Regions from separate parts of the Mus musculus genome. Here region 2 is linked to region 1. The links are chromatin contacts, found by POLR2A ChIA-PET in ENCODE. All regions are on one chromosome and are shown on one strand. Each heading gives the region's core, a stretch centred on a gene start or an enhancer-like site at or near the end of the contact. The rest is flanking DNA. Distances are from core to core; before and after follow the strand shown. Region 1 overlaps Phf20 (PHD finger protein 20). Region 2 holds the start of Scand1 (SCAN domain-containing 1).

Evidence for each region. ChIA-PET counts read pairs that join two places held with the same protein, here RNA polymerase II (POLR2A).
Region 2: POLR2A ChIA-PET joins it to region 1 with 15 read pairs in Patski. The contact joins the promoter of Scand1 here to the enhancer-like site in region 1. POLR2A ChIA-PET finds 5 or more read pairs at or near these places in 3 of 5 experiments (Patski and embryonic stem cell).

What each region holds. Positions count from the first base shown.
Region 1 is chr2:156,277,080-156,280,071 of GRCm38, forward strand. The region is part of intron 9 of Phf20 (PHD finger protein 20); the gene reads left to right. Among named protein-coding and RNA genes, the nearest start is that of Cnbd2, 34 kb to the right of the region's middle. Within about 2 kb of position 1,657, at least 1 of the 3 ENCODE cell types and tissues checked has a DNase peak (open chromatin) inside an H3K27ac peak, as active enhancers do.
Region 2 is chr2:156,310,640-156,314,109 of GRCm38, forward strand. Scand1 (SCAN domain-containing 1) reads right to left here and starts at 2,065. Exons shown (of 2, transcript NM_020255.3): 1 at 1,863-2,065; 2 at 1,207-1,763. The coding sequence starts at 1,709. The coding sequence ends at 1,281. It overlaps Cnbd2 (cyclic nucleotide binding domain containing 2), which reads left to right and starts at 1,834. Exons shown (of 13, transcript NM_027585.2): 1 at 1,834-2,160. The coding sequence starts at 1,894.

The DNA of each region.
Region 1 (2,992 bases), core at 407-2,906:
AGAGACAGACTCTCAATAATGATGGTTGCTCTGGCTGTCCTGGAACTCACTCTGTAGATCAGGTTAGCCCTGAACTCACAGAGCTCTGCCTGCCTCTGCTTTCAGTGCTAAGACTAATGCTATGCTCCATTCATTTCTGATTTTGTTACATATTCTCTTTTGGTATTTTGGCTATGGAGTTACCAGTTTTATTGGTCACTTAAAAAGAAGTAACCTGTTTTGTGTCTCTTGTTTTGATTCTAACCAATTTCTCCTAACTTTCTAGAACTTTATAGTTGCTTTAGCAGTCACCTTTTTTTCTGTGTATGTGTTGTGTTGCCCATCTGTTCATTTAATGGGGAGATGTTATATGCATGCTCCAGACTTTATTCTAAACCATTCTTATTTGTGAATGTTCTGCATGGAACATGGAACAATGAACAGACTCATGTGGGGCCTTGACCTGTAGCTGTAACTTACATAGTCTTGGTGGCTGGTTGTCTGCTCTAAAGTGAACAGAAAGGTCCTTGTCACTAGAGTTTTAGTAGTAAGTGTTGCACTGGTAAGTTAACTAGGTCTGTTTACTATAACACCTAGAAGAGTTCTATCCTTCAAACTTAAGGGGTTTTGCATTTTGTTTTTTTAAATGCTTTTTGTTTGTTGAGACAGGGCCTACTATCCCTAAACAATTTTTCTGTCTCAGTCTACATGTACTGGGATTGCAGGCATAATCTTCCATGCCTTGTTCTGTTTCTTGAATAGAGAGTCACAGATGTATAATCATTTTTCTTTAGGAAGTTGTGTCTGTCCAACAGAATGGATAATCAAAATGTGGAGTCCACAAACCTTTATTGAATAAGCCATGTGTACCTGCTGTGGAGGAACTGAACTCAGAACTCACTCTCTGAGCCCTTCCTGTGTGCCAGAAGCTATTCAGTTTACAGAACTTTGTGGACTTAGTGTTTAGGCAGGGTTGGAAGAAGGACCTGGGAAGGTGGGTGGCAGGCAGACATTTGGAGGTGGGGGGGAAGCACTGTGTAGCCCAGGAGACTCTCAGATAATGTGGTTTCTGACTTAGTTTGCAGGTTTCCTAAGTGGGTTAAGGCTAAGCAGGGAAGTTGCTCTCAGTCTCAGCCATTTGCTTTGAGGAATCTGTGGAGTTCTTGACTTTCAAGTTAATCTAACTTCACAGTAGACAAAGAAGCAACTCAGCCAAACTATGGCTTATTAGTTTGTTCCCATATCCTGCCCTCCTTCCCTCTGTATCCTCCCTGCTGCTGCTGAACTGCTGAGGACACCATGGGAAAGAAGAGAGCAGAGTGCTGCCTTGAGGAACTTGGTACAGTGAGGGGCAGGGCCACCTCCTCCCAGGCACTTATCACAGTAGTGCCTTTACTCCTAGAAGGGGCAGCGTGCAGTCAGTGATTAGGACTGGGGAAGAAGGTCACCTTTGTAATTCTGTAGCTAAAAAGGAGAGGTATGTCGTCCTTGAAGCAAAATAATATTTCTGGGGTTTGTTTTGGAATAAAGGGTTTGTGGGAATACAGATGATACAGAAAGATTGCTGGTAAGAAGGCTGCTAAAGACACTTGAGCCAGGAATGCCTTATATAAGTGGGCAGGAAATGGGCTGGGTTGTCAGCAAAACAGCCACAGAGAGCAGGAGCGGCTCCGCCACTGGGCAGTGACTGTTCTCCAGGCTGCTGCCACAGCCTTGTTGTTTCTAAACCTAGGTGGAGTCATGCCCCTAGAAATGAGAAAGCAGCTGTTGGAGGCAACACTTCAAGTTCAGAGAGGACTCACCAGCAGGGGCAGCACTGCCATCTTGTGGAATAGATGGTCATGCTCTCATTTGCTTTGTGTGTATGTAGAAATCTATATTCTGGGCAAGAGCCAGGCAGTGTTCACTGGAACCAGATGCCTGGAGGTCAGGGGACAACCTTGTGAATAATTTCTTTCTTTCTACTTTTTATTTATGTTTTGGGAATCAAAATCACATTGTCAGGTGTACACAGCAAGTGCCATTACCAACCAAGCCATCTTGTTGGACTTCTAGGTATTTTTTCTGAGCATAGACAGTTGTGTATACATGTGTTCATATATGTATATTATATTTTTTCTAATGCTAAGGACTGAACCACAGATTACTCCTACTGAGCACACACTCTGCTACTGAGCTATACTCCCAGCTATGCCTTTTTCTTGTATAGTGCTAGATCGAACCCAGGGCTTTGTACAAGCCAAGCAAGGTGCACCACCGAGTTAGCACCCTCGGCCCTGTGTACTTTTCTTTTTCTTTTTTTTTTTTTTTTAGATTTATTTATTTATTATATGAGTACACTGAAGCTGTCTTTAGACACACACTAGAAGAGGGCATCAGATTACGTTACGGATTGTGAGCTACCATGTGGTTGCTGGGAATTGAACTCAGAACCTCTGGCAGAGCAGTCAGTGCTCTTAATCATTGAGCCATCTCTCCAGCCTGCAACTGTGTGCATTTTTAAGTAAGTCTTATTTGAAATTATCTCAGGTCTATGAAAATGTTGTAAATATAGAAGAAAGAAGAGTAACATGGTGGCTTACACACTCATAATGCCAGCACTTTGGGAGGCTAAGGCTGGAGGGTAACAGTGAGTTTGAGGCTATCCTGGGCTACCCAGTGAGTTTAACATCAACAGCAGTTAGTAGGTAGGATTTCTGTTACTTCCTTCTGTGAGGACAGAATGTGGTGGAGTGACAGCTGACAGGACAGAAGTGGTGCAGACACCGATAAAGCCACCTAGGACTCCTCAAGTGGGTCCTTCTCCTCTGGCTGCTCCTGTGCTTTCGTAGTTGGGGGGGGGGGGAGACAGAGAGATACTGCGAGACTGCCTCCCTTTATAGCCCCCAACCAGCTACAAAACCAAACCCACCATTGCCCTGCATCTCTCCCAGGTCCTGGGATTACAAGCAGGTGCGGCCTCACTGTTGTATCTGTTTTCTTAGTATACATTGTTCTAACGTTGACAGGAAAA
Region 2 (3,470 bases), core at 815-3,314, 34 kb after region 1:
TTCGTATTACTCATGCATTCCAGGCTCATCCCGGGGGAAACCATTGAGCAGGTGGAACATTGGAGATTGAGGAGTTTACTCATTGGTTTAAAAAATGGGGCAGAGAGGGAAGTCTTGCTCACAAGTGTGCCTCACTCCAGGGAGTTCTCTCACAGAGGAAGTTCATGAGAGGCTGATAAAGGAGAGGAATGGGCATCGGTGTCAAGGAGTCCGAAGTCCGAGGCGTCTTTTCATGATACACATTTCCGTCATGGCCATTGGTTTGTTTTTAAGGTCATGAACGCTAAATAGTTTTATGCAAAACATTTCTCAAATGACCAACACGTGTATATAGAAAGACAGGAGGCCCTGACCCATATAGGTTAAGGCAAGGAAACATGCCGAGCCTTCTCAGTCCCTGTCACAGGACACTGGATACTCTGTGTGTGTGTCTAACAAATGTGAAAGTAGAGGTCATATGAGATGGAGAAGTTAAGTGGAAATTATGTAAAGTACACATCAACTTCTCAAAAGAAAAACTGAGAAAAGCTGTTTTCAAAAAAAAAACTTACCAGGTAACCGTTGGAAGAAGAGGCTATTTCCAACAAGATTACTGGGAAAACACTGTTGTCCAGTTGTACTGATTCCAGTTACTGATCTTTAAGCATAAAGTGAAACGAGAGTTCGCTTTCCTTGGCAATATCAGTTCTGTTGCTTGAGTTTGTTTTTGAGAGGGTCTACATAGCCCTGGCTGGAACACACTATGTAAAAACCAGGCTGGCCTCAGAGACCCTCCTGCCTCTGCTTCCTGAGTGCTGAGGTTTAAAGTATGAGTCACAACAACCAACTAAATAAAGCATTTAATAGGGCCAGTTATTTTACTGCTCAGCTTCGAAACCGCTGTGTACTGCCATCTGCTGAAGCTCGGATACTAGATAGTGTGAGGCAGAGGGGAGAATAGAAGGCTAGAAAACTGAAACCTCATTAACATGGCCTTTTGCAAAACAAAACTCATGCAGGTTTAGAAAAACTGAATGTGGTCTAGATCTAGGTAGATTTCCTGCCTAAGGGCACAGCTTCGCGCAAATGCAGTGGTCCAGGAATAGCTAATCAAAAGCCTTAATCTTACAGGTTCCCAGAATCCTCTAGCTATCAGCTGGAAAGGTGGGCAACAAGTTCGTAAAATAAACCCAATAAATAAAGAACGAACGCAAGACACAGCAGACATGGGAGCTGTCAAAATTCAACTTTTATTAACTCAGGGGTAGGGTGTCAGTCCAGGGAGCCCCAGGCTCCGCCGCTCAGCCGGTGATGCGCACGTCCGCGCGGCGCCGCAGCCGCCGAGCCCGGGCCGCCTCCGGTAGAATGGCCTGCAGCTGCTCCTGCACCAGCATCTCCACGATCTGCTCCTTGGTGCGGATGTCCGGCCGCAGCCACTGGCGGGACAGCTCCCGCAGCTGCCGGAAGGCTTCCCGGGGCCCGGCCGCGTCCTGGTAGCGAAACTGCCGGAAGCGCTGGCGAAAGGTCTCGGGGCCGGGCCGAGAGGCTCCGGGCCGCAGGGCGGCGTCAGCGTAGGGCGCCGTGTTCAAAGCTGCGGGCGCGCCGGGGAGCTCCGGGGCCGGGGAGCTCCCGGAATCGGGCGACGGGGCCGCACAGTCGCCGGCTCCTTCCTGCTGCTCGGGAGGCGCCGCGGGGCTTTGGGGGTCCTGGCTGGGCTGCGGCGCCGCCATGACTACGGCTGTTGGCGTCCCCCTTTGTTTCGCAGTCCGGCGCCTCGCCTGCGTCTGCACCGGAAGGAGGTAACAGAGGGCCGCTGAAGGGCAGGGCCCGGGCACCCCAGCGGGACGCGGACTCAGGACAGGCTGCGGGCAAGCCCAGCTTACCTCGACCCGCGAAGCTCCTCGGTGGCCGGAAATGAACCGATCCGCGAATCCGGAAGCCGCCTCCTCTACCAGTCACGTGAAGTTTGATCTGGGGAAGTCCGTAGACATCAGCTCTACTGACACTAAGGATGGCGGCACTGCAAGGTCCCCATTGGAGCCGGCGGACAAGTCGGACACGACAGAGTCGAAATCTGAGTCGGGATCGGATTCCAGATCAGAGGAAGACAAGGAGAGTCCGGCCTCGATTAAGGAGATAAAGGCGGAGACACCCCAACCGAAGGACCGCCCTGGCGTGCAGGTGACCTGCGCCTCCTAGGGTAGATGCTGGTCCCTACTTGACCAGGCAGGATCTGGGGGTAGCGCTGACAGTCCTGGGTAAAGGAGGGTGATGGTTGGCTAGGGGATTGTCGGAGCTTGGGCGGATGCCCTGGGTGGGACAGCGGGACAGGGGCTCCAATTACTTTTAAAAAGATCTCTCAAGCCCGTAATCCTAGAGCTAAAGGACACCTCCTGAGCTATAAATTGAGCTGAGAATCTCATTAAACACACACACACACACACACACACACACACACACACACACACACACACACACATATACTGTCGCCTGCATAGGTGCAATTGATTTCACTTTATTTTGAGAAGGACAAAGTATTTGGGCAAGAGTCTTCAGACTTTCCTGCCCCCAAACAAGTGCTCAGGGCTTCTTTGTCATTGTTTTTGCTTGTCCTCGAAAACCAAGAGAAAGAGATTCAGTGGGTACTACTTTAACTTTAAGATTAATAAGTGGGGGGCTGGAGAGATGGCTCAGTAGTTAAGAGCACTGACTCCTCTTCCAGAGGTCCTGAGTTCAATTCCCAGCAACCACATGGTGGCTTACATCTACAATGGGCTCTGATGCCCTCTTCTGGTGTGTCTGAAAAGAACAGCGGTGAATACATAAAATAAGTAAATACATCTTTGAAAAAAGTTTAATAAGTAAACTGTAATTAACGATGTCCCAGATGGTGGCCATTAGCTTCTTGTATTTACTGAATCTTTGAAAGGTAAATACCCCGAAATTGAGATGTATTAAAATGTAGAATTACGCATGTGTCTGTAGGAAAAGAAAAATATTTTGTATTTATTACATATTTGAGTATGTTATGTAATTTTGTATATATGGGGGTCAAATAAACTATATTATTAAATTTTACCTGTGTCTTTTTACTTTTAAAATACAACTACTTTGAAATTTTTAAATTACACATACAGTTTATAGTATATCTTTGTTGACTAGCTGCTGTCTAGAGTGTCGGAATCAGGTGTCAGGAAACATCTTTTCTTTGCTTTAACACCCCCAGCAATAAATAGTGCCTGCCTCACAGTTGTCAGGTGGAGTAAATCAAGCTCTGGAAAAGACAGAGCTTTCAGAGCTAGGGAGATGGAGCGGTTGGTAAGGATGCTTGGGATGATGGGATGAGATGAGCGTGGTACCCAAGCATTGTGAGTCCACAGCTCTGGGCAGCCCACGAAGTTCTAGGCTTCTATCCTCCTCCGGACAACTAAGTCTTCCAGAATGACCGGGTTCATTCAGCTTCTCTTGGCTTCTGACTGAATTGCTCTGCT